2 separate regions of the Homo sapiens genome follow, and region 2 is linked to region 1. The links are chromatin loops, found by intact Hi-C in ENCODE. Cell type or tissue: breast epithelium. All regions are shown on one strand. Links, peaks and the distances in the headings refer to the core of each region. The heading gives the core; the rest is flanking DNA.

What was found. A loop is a pair of places that touch in the nucleus more often than their neighbours do. Peaks named below come from ENCODE experiments on the same cell type or tissue, not always from the same donor. Only the 100,000 strongest peaks of a DNase experiment are listed, where the experiment ranks them.
Region 2: a loop joins it to region 1, with 20 times the contacts of the local background. A loop is called at or near these places in 1 of 110 quality-filtered maps.

Annotation. Positions count from the first base shown.
Region 1 is chr6:12,389,711-12,395,555 of GRCh38, forward strand. It overlaps LOC105374931 (a long non-coding RNA gene), which reads left to right and starts at 5,764. Exons shown (of 3, transcript XR_926488.2): 1 at 5,764-5,804. In breast epithelium, for the core only: no CTCF peak of the experiment used is centred there; no DNase peak of the experiment used is centred there.
Region 2 is chr6:12,058,855-12,063,054 of GRCh38, forward strand. All of the region lies in intron 2 of HIVEP1 (HIVEP zinc finger 1), which reads left to right. Among named protein-coding and RNA genes, the nearest start is that of HIVEP1, 49 kb to the left of the region's middle. In breast epithelium, for the core only: no CTCF peak of the experiment used is centred there; a DNase peak (open chromatin) is centred at 2,137.

The DNA.
Region 1 (5,845 bases), core at 1,302-3,801:
AGGACTTTTTGGAAGTGTTCAATATTATCATCTTGATGCACCTACATCAAGGGCAAAATACTTCAGGAGAAAAGAAGAGGGCAGAAGACTTCAGTGGAAATATTTAGGGCTTTCAACACATAAAGTATTTAATTTTGAAGACCTATGCATCTTTAAATTCCTAGGAAATGTATTTAGAGGAATTCTCTTTTGATAAATTTCTTTCTTAGATTATTGAAAGAACTCTATATAGAAAATGCATAGAAAGGGAAGTTCAAGGAAGTGGAATTAAAAATAGCATATTTAAGGAAGTGATTTCATTGACTCTACTGCATAGAAAAGTCACTAGAAGGGTCTATGGCCATACTACCTGAATGTGCCCAGTCTTGCCTGATCTTGGAAAAGTCACAAAAAGGAAATTCACCCATGGGATCATCGAGGCTCCAGATCTTTGGAAAAATTAAAAGTCCATGGAATAATCCAGGGAGCAACATGACTGGGTGAGTTCATAGAGGAAAGAAGACAATTTTGTGGGTAAGAGTGGAGAGGAGAAACAGCATTAGAGTAACATCCACTTTAGAAAGCAGTGAGTGTTGGGAATAATTTCCTTCTTACAAAACAGTCTGTCCATCTTTTGGAGGGGAGCTAACCGAGGGAATGCCTGAAGAGCAGGGTTTAATTGGTAGAAGACAAATAACTTTTACAGAATTCTAATCAAAGTAATTACCAAACATCACAGAAATTTCTCACACTGAAGGGAATTGATGGCACAGGTCTTTTTCTTTCTTATGAATCTAAGTAATTCTGGCCGAAATGTCACGGGGGAAATAAAAAGTCATGGTGCCCTAAGTTATTTTATCCATTCCATTAGTAACACTCTTTCATCAGCAGGGCGGGCCTTCAGAAAAGGGGTCATGCACCAATTATCATCTGTTGCACACACAACTTGCAGGACATTCCTGACGTTCCACATTTCCAGGACACAACTGAGATACTGCAAAAAACAAACCAGTTACTTTCCCTCTGCCCGCAGAAGACCCCTTGAACAGCATCTTACTCTTCAGCAGCTCCTATAGAAAACCAAGTTATCAATGAGCTCCTAAATAATTGGTATCACTTTTTACTGTTTCTGATTTTTCTCAGGTAGAGACACTAGTTATAGGATATACAATCTTTATTTTGATAGCATTGTTGGATTGACAGAAATTCAACTTGGTATGATATCATGCATGTATTTGAATTTTTTTAAATAAAAAAATTCCTAAATGTAATGATACCTTCATAATTCTGATGCAAGAGCCCTTTAAATTCTGTGTTAATGGAGAAGTATGACTGCCTTCTATGGTAATCCATCAATAATGAGTTGTTATATATTGAAATTTATTATGTGGAAAGAGTTTTCTTGCTAATTTTAATATCTTTGAAGGTAAGAGCTATGTTTAATTTCTCTTTCTTCCCTTACAACTTTGTGTTTGTACATGATAGATACTCAATAAATGTTTTTTAGTTAAATGATAGAATCAATCAATAAATGAAAGATTGAATTAGAGATGAGTATTAAAGACATAGACTCTGTCTCTAAGAACTTTAGAATGTAAATGGGTAGACAAGGCATAGTTTAATAAAGACGTAAACGTGGAATAGTAAGTGTCAAGCAAGTGGTACAGATGATAACTTTTAATGAAGTCCAGCAGAGGAAAGACCTCAGGGTAAAAGTTGAACTTGAACTATACATTAACAAATTAGTAGGAATTCAGTAACTCAAAAAGATGTTAGGATATTACTCGCAGGTACTCCTAGTGATAGAAGAAAAAACCTAGAGATGAAGGAACATTAGATGTGTTCTTGGGATTGTGAAGAGATCAGTTTAGGAGAGGAAGAAAAATAAAGGACATGGATGAGAAATAGGAGTGGAAGAAGAGATTGGAGTCACACTGGGAAGTCTGCAATGCCAAAGGAATCTGGACTTTATCCTATAGGCAAGGTTGAACTGTGTACAATTACAGAATTCATTCCATCATCAACAGGTACTTATGAATTCCAGGCAAGACGCTAGAGACACAAGTTAAGGACATACATAGACACAGTGCATGCCATGGAAGTGATAGGTCCAATGAGTGTGTGATGAGAGTGTGGTAGTTGAATCTATCTAGGCTGACTTAGCACGCAGGGCTGCTGGGACCAAGCCCTGCCTTTTGCTTTGGATATTCTCCACTGTTCCCAGATAAAGAAAATGATGGCAGCATGTAGACCCTTTTTCCCCACTGGAGCTGAAGTTCTACCAGAAAACCTTAGCAATGCTAATTATTAGTGTTTATGAAGGCTTCTGAATCTATCATAAGACATGTAGGAAATTTCTAAATAATTTTCAAGTTCCTCAAAAATCACAGGGAAAAGTTGCCATACTACTTAATACTTGACACATGGAACATGAATATTGTTTCTCCTTCAATCAGAACCTATGATAGAAAATAATTAAGATTTCTTTATATTTTAGTGACTTAAAATGAAAATGAAAGTTTAACTGTTAAAATGAAAACATACAGAGATATTTCATTATTTTTACCCCATATATGGCATGGCAAGAGCCAAAAAGTAACCAATTTAATTTTTGGCAATGTAAAGAATTATCATGGTATTTTAGTATATGTGCTGCTGAGGTGAGTACTATCACGGTATTTTAAATACACATGAAGACACATGCGTCTTCATAACTGTATGACCACAGTCTTTTAACTTTCAAGTAAGAGGAGACTAAATTCTACCATGTTTGCAGAGGAGGTACCTTGGCCCTCACTAGAAATTTAACTTTCTTTAAACACGAACTTCAAGCAAACGAATCTATTCAGAATTTTAATTTGGGTGGTGGGGGGGGGTGCTTTGCTTTTGTAAGAGAGCTTGATAATCTTTCCCTGTTGAGCTCCTCAGTCTCCCAGGCTCCGTGGAGCTGCAGGATGTCATGCACTTGGACAGCAGCCACCTTGGAAAAATCTAAGCAGGCATAACTTGGTGTTAATGACTTTGGTAGCTTAGAGAAATAAAAAACGAGGAGCAGGTCCTCATGCAAGGCCTACGGGGGCGAGGTGGTTTTCCTCTTTGCAGTAAGGTTTGCTCTTTGTAAGAATGCTCAGAGTTAGATTCCTGCTCCTGCTCCAACTGGTTCAGGCTGACAATTGTGAAATGCTTCCCTGCCTGTCCTAATCGAAGGCCCACAACCAGGACCACAGAAGCAACCTTGGTTTGTGATGGACCCTTGTCTAAGGATCAGGTTTCCAGCATCATTTTCTACTTGCAGGTAGTTTTACCTGAATTTCTTCTTAGCTTTCCAGCATTTCCCGTGCCTGGGCCTCAGACAACTGTCTTCCCAATAACCTATGACTGACCTCCTTGGATCCCTGGTTTCTCCCTTGCTCTGACCTCTGCTAAATCCATATGCTGCAGATCTTTTACCTTGACTACCTGGCTCCTGACAGCTGGTTCATGCTTGCCTCAGCCAGGAGTGCAGACTCATACAGTTGTCAGATTTGCTGGTTGGGACCTAGACTTTGATTTCCTTGCTGAGCTGCTCTCCACAGACACCATACAGCTGTAAGACCTTATTCAGAAGGTTATGGAGTCACTTCCTTGGGAAGTTTTCATAAGAAAGGCTGAACAAACTTGCTTAGATAGTATGAGTCTAGCCTTAGACACAACAGCAGCCTTCTAATTTTATGATCCTTACCAACACTCTTACTACAAACCATACCGTGCCATTCTACAAACAATTTCTGTAAGTTGCAAAAATTTCTGACAACCCTATCTCAGGTTCAATTCCAGGTCTCCCTCACATAAGATGTGTCATGTATGTATGGATATAGGTCTCACAAACACTAAAAGAAATGTCAATTTAGGGTAATATATAGAAGCCAAAGCAAAAGACACACAAAAAATGAAGGCCTTATATTCTTCTCTGTCAATATTTCTAGTTAGAAATCCCAATTGACAACACTTATCATTCATTTTACCTTTGGAGAGATTTCTGAGTACTTCCAGTCTCTTTTATTTGAATTATTTTGGCTTGCTTTTTATTTAAGGGATAGAAAAAAAAGGGGGGCATTCTGAATTAAGCCTTCCCACATACATCTGTGTGAGGGAGATAGGTATCCAACATTCCACAGGTGATTCTGTGGCCAAAAAGCTTCAAGAGGGGAGCATGTCTTGAAAACACAGACAAGATGAGTCAATATCAGACATCAGAGACCAGGAGTCCCCTGCTCATGAGCCCCAAGGCACTCCATGGTGGGATGTGAAGAAGCCCTCCCAGGTGAGGTGAGGCAGGCAGTGGGATTTGGCTGAAGGAAGCCTTTCTCTGTCTCCTGGTGTGCTGACTTAGTGCACAGGGCTGCTGGGCCCAAGCCCTGCCTTTCATATTGGACATTTTCCAATCTGCCCAGATAGAGAAAACAAACAATGGCAGCATGAAGAGGGGCCATCTCCAGGTAATTCATCTGACTTCCAACTGTCCAGGGTTCTCCCATCAGAGCTGAAATACTACCCGGCAGACTGGCCATCAGGCAGCCGGACCTGGATATTTCCTTCAGCAGTGCTAATTCCTAGTGTCTTTACAGGAATCCTGACCCAGAAAGTCACCTCAATAGGTAAGAGGTTAAAAAAGCACAAACAGGGGAAACAAACTGGGTGATAAAAATTCTTGAGCCCTGGGGAGCTCAGAAAGGGGATTTGGAGCACAATTCACACTTGGGCCAGCCAGCTCTGTTCACGCTGATAAGTTGTTTTTTGAGAAAAACAAATGAATTCATATCTGATAAACCAGCACATTGATAATACCAAATTCCTTTTCCCTTTCTAAGGCTCTGTCAGGGAGGAGGGATAGATTATTTTTGCTGTGCAGGGGCAGAGAGGGTGGTAAGATTTACTGTAGATGCTACACAATGAAATATTTTTTGGTTTAATCAGTTTTGCAGGAATTGTACTGTTAAATGTCCCTTATTAAGAAATACCTTTATGTCCCCGTAAGAGTATTAGAATGACAGTTGATAAAATCTGTTTTAAAAGTGTTCATTGTTCCCATCACAAGTAAGAGCACCTTGGTTGATCCCAGGAGAGTTTTGATAAATTTTTATGTTTTTGAGGGGTTAGACCAAGTGCTGTTCCTCCTAAATGGTATTTTCTATTGTATATACATGTACATAAAAATTATTCTCCATGTCACCATCCTCAGACACCTAGCAACCAGTGACCCCCTCTCAAACAAAAAAACAAAACAAAACAAAACAAAAAAAACAGAGTCAATAAATTAGCCTGGAGCTGCATTCTGAATGGTAGCTCTCTAGCACTTACATCCATGAGTACTTTACTACATTCGTTAAAAGGTAGAACGCAAGTCAAAAATTCCTGAATAATCTACTGGCTGTAAGCAGGACATATGGAGCAGAAAGAGAGCCCGGTAGAATAATTTTTTCTTCTCTCTGGGTATTTTGAAAATTAGTTTCTATAAAAGATGATGTTTAAGCTGGGTCTTAAAAAGTGGATAGGAAATAGGCAAGTGGAAGTACTCTTCCAAATACACCTAGCACAGTGTATGCATGCTCAATTATTTAGTCATGCATTTATTCAGTCACTCATTAATTCATTCAGCGGAAAAGCTCAATACACACTGAAGATAGAATTCTCAGGCAGATAGACTTGATTGTTTTCATCACACAAGATAACGTAGTCACTTGGCTACAGAGAAGTAGACAATTATAATACAGTGATCAATACTATAGAGGACAAAGAAAGAGAGGCAGGTGCTTCAGCAACAGAGAGTAGAAGGGCAAAGAAAGGTAGGCTCTGTCTTCTACCCTGCCCCCTTTTCAGCCCTTCC
Region 2 (4,200 bases), core at 700-3,199, 330 kb before region 1:
AGTATGTACATATGTATTGATTTAGTACCTTGCTCTGTGTAGTTAACAGCTGCTTTATGTGAGACGCATAGACATAGACATTCATGCTTACTTTTTTTTTTTTCTTTTTTGGAGACAGAGTGTCACTCTGTTTGTTGCCCAGGCTGGAGTGCAGTGACACAATCTTGGCTCACTGCAACCTCCACCTCCCAGGTTCAAGCAATTCTCCTGCCTTAGCCTCCCAAATAGCTGAACATTATATTGTTCACCAGTAGTATCTTGTTCCAGGCTATTTCAATTGGAATTATTATTATTAGACCATCACATGTTTATAACCACTTACAGAATTTGATACCACTGTACCTAGCTAATTTTTGTATTTTTAGAAGAGATGGGGTTTTGCCATGTTGGCCAGGCTGGTCTCCAACTCCTGACCTCAAGTGATCCACCTGCCTCGGCCTCCCAAAGTGCTGGAATTACAGGCGTGAGCCACTGCGCCCAGCCAACATTCATACTTTCTTATCCTACATTTTTTGGGGGGCGGGGTACAGAGGTTGGGTGGGGATTCCCGCTAAACATTTAGAACCAACAGCAATGAATAATTTGAGTAATTTGTAATGTGATTGTGTTATTGTGTTATCTAGAACACTATACTCTAACCCTAAACCTCAAGATAAAGGCTTAGATTCCTTTCACGTTACTGTGTCCATGATCTTGACTGCTTCTTCTGCCACATCCCTCCGGTGGTGCTCCCTGCATTGCCACCTACCTGGGGTTCTCCTCGCCTACTGTGCTGTTTCTAACCATCATGCTTTTCCCTGAATCTCTTGAGTCTTTTTCTGCTGTGGACTGAAACTTGATCCTGAGATTCACCTCTAGTCCCTCTGGGCAGCCTCCTGGAATACTCAGCTGGGATGGGTTGGGGCTGCTTGAGGTACAGCTCCCACTGCCTCTGAGTGGCCCTCCATGAAAATGCCTCATGTCTCTGTGTCCCTAAACTGTAGGGTACGTAGCACATTGGTAGATACTTAGTAAATGTTTTGCTGAAGAATTCAAGTTTTTAAATTGCCCTTTTCATTGGACAACTAAAAAATGTGTATGCATATACATGTATACATATATATGTACTTTTTAATGTTCTAATTCTCTTGTATTGTTTTTCATGTAAACATAACTGTTTTGGATTTCAATTGATTTCGAATACATGTTTTGGAGAATATTAAACCCACCACGTTTATATTGTTCACCAGTAGTATCTTGTTCCAAGCTATTTCAATTGGAATTCTTTTTATTAGACCATCACATGTTTATAACCACTTACAGAATTTGATACTTTGGTGCATCCCATGGATTAAAACATACTTTAAAATCTGACATCTATATATTAAACAGTTATTGTAAGCATGATTTTGTTAATGGGGATTTACATCTGCTTTCCAATCTCTGTAGCCATATGAAGTGTAACTAGCCATTATATTTGCTTCTTTAAATATATATCTGGGAAATAAAACTTCAGACAATTACAGTATAAACTAAACCTGATAACAATTGAATAATGAATGATAATCTGTTCAGTTTTTCCCTCCTGTAGAATTAGATAGTTGATGATTTGGTTTAAAAGTAAAAATATTTTTTAAAACCTTGACTTTTCTAAATAAATGAGAATCTGCAAAAGAAACAATGCATATTAAGTACTGATTGTTTCTTGACTGTCATAATGGATGGCCTCTCTCTCTCTGTCGTTTTTAAGAAAGCCAAATTACAGGATAGTTAATATCTTAAAGGACTCTTATCTCAAATACTAGGATGCTGAGACATAAAGGGGGCTTGCTGAGATACTGTGTCAGTAAATGAAACTCAGCAAATCATAATCATCTTTGGATTCTCAGTCATGTTATGTAAGTGGTCACACAGATGGATTTTTAACTCTGATTTTCCTAAGTTGCTTTCCTGGCCATTAAACGGTTGGGAAGGTACTCTCGGATGCAGAATAAGAAGAATGCATTACTGTGACTTTAAGAAGGAAATTAAGTAGGGAGGGAAAATGGGGATGTTGTGACTGCTGACATTTGTGGCCTCCTTTCATTTGCGTAAGAGATGGACTGGCTTCTCTGTGGCTGCGGTTGCCATGGAGAGGTAGTGGGGGAGGACTTCCAGGAGGCAGCCCATGAGCGAGAGTCTGCCTTAGAGCTGCTCCTAGATGTGACGTGAAGGGGCAGGGAGCTCAGGTGTGCCGCGGCGGCACAGATAATGGGGATGGCCGACCTGTCATGGCTGGTAACGTGACTGTGCACATACCCCTGGGTGTGACGGATGTGTTTGTGCAAGTGCCTGTGGATTCTCTATGTGAAATGAAAGGATTGTAATGTTGTGTGTGTTCCCACCCTTTGATGCGATTTCCTACACTTGATGTGATTTGATGAAAAGAGTTTAAACAATTAAACCAAATGTACACCCTGGTTATAAAAAGAGACTAACTTCAATTGGCACGTTTGCATATAGGTAAATGACATCAATAGCAGGTCAAATAAATTACTGTGGGACTAATACACTCAGAAAAATCTAATATGGTAGGTTAAACTGTAACCAGAAATGACTGTGTTACTAACCTGGTATCATTGTTATACAGATATTACAGAGTGGTGTAGCTGGCTAATAGAAGAAAAACGAAACAATGAAAGTTAGAAGATTTTTTTCTGCATAAAATGTAGAAGAAAATCACTTGCATGTTTTGTAGATAAAATGCTTATATCTGAAGAGATGAATTTTGAGAATTTTGATCATTGTTATAGTATATTTTATTGGAAATACTTTTATATCAAATAGAAAATTGCTAACAAGTTTATAGTATGATCATTTTATGGCTTTTGTTGACATAAGTGGTAAATTGAATATGAAAATTATATTTGTCTTTTGTTTTCTTGTGGATATCATTGTGGATATTGCCTTTGTTTAAAAATAAATGTGATTGGTAATTTTAACTTAAACACCAAGCTACAGTTTAAAAAAAATTTCTAAGTAAAAATCTATTTCTCGTGAGGAAATCCTATGATGTATTAAATTTACCAAATATAAAGAAACTTACTTGACTTCTTAGTTTTCTGATGAAATTTGAATGAGAGCCAAGTATTAATATTGTTTTATAGTAGAGTCAAAAATAGTTTAGGTGAAATAATACATTGTCAGTTTGTTAGTCATTGACTGCTTAATGCATATTACAACTTATTTAAAGAATAACTAGTTGCCTAAGTCAAATCTGTGAAATGAATGCCAAATCTTTTCTTTTTAAAAGTATAGTGTTAGGTAAAATCTAGGTGATGGTGTTACATAGTGCCACTGAACAAATTTGTAGAATGTTCAGATTTACTTAGAATTTACTTAGAAATTATTACATTAAGTTAAAATATTTCAGAAATTACTTAATACATGTTAGAGATTATATATATAAAACTATTCCTTTAATGATAACCTTATTTGGCTTCCTAAACCTTCCATTTCTTTTTTATTTGGAATATTGTATAGTAAGTCTAAATTTCTTTACCTTTTGAGTACGATATTTAAATGTATAAACATTTATGAGTTATTAGATACAGATATTGATGTAATTAAACATTTCATTATTTTTCTTAATTTTTAAATTAATTCTAAGTTACATCTATTCAGCAAGGAAGCCAAAATTGGTTTTCTTTTTTTCAATTGCTCGTGCAAGTCAAAAGGCTATGGGGAATAAAATATTTGAGTATTTGTTAGACAATAAGAAGTAATCTTTAATGAGTGCCAGCTACATGCCGAGTGCTACTCTAAATATTCTTATTCTTGTTTTTTCTGAATCTCATGCAACTTTGTGAGGTAGGTACCATTTTCTCACCCATTACAGATGAGGTAACTGAGGTTTGGCTTATAAGTAACTTGCTCAATGTCATAAAGATAAGAAAGGGATAGACCAGGATTTGAACTGAGAGAAGTTTCTAACACCCACACGTTACTGTCATTTTGCGTATTGAAAGTATAGTGTAGTCTGGCATAGTGGGAAAAGCTTTCTGTTCAGGTGTCCTGGGATGGAATCCCAGCTTTCCTTGTCTTAGCTGAGTGACCGAAGTTACGCCTCTTCATGCCTTAGTTTTCTCACAGGTACTTACTAGAAGAATACATGTGAGTACTTTCATTCTTGTGCTAAATGTGAAGACTCCCCTGTTAGTAGTAGTTATTGCTAACACGTAT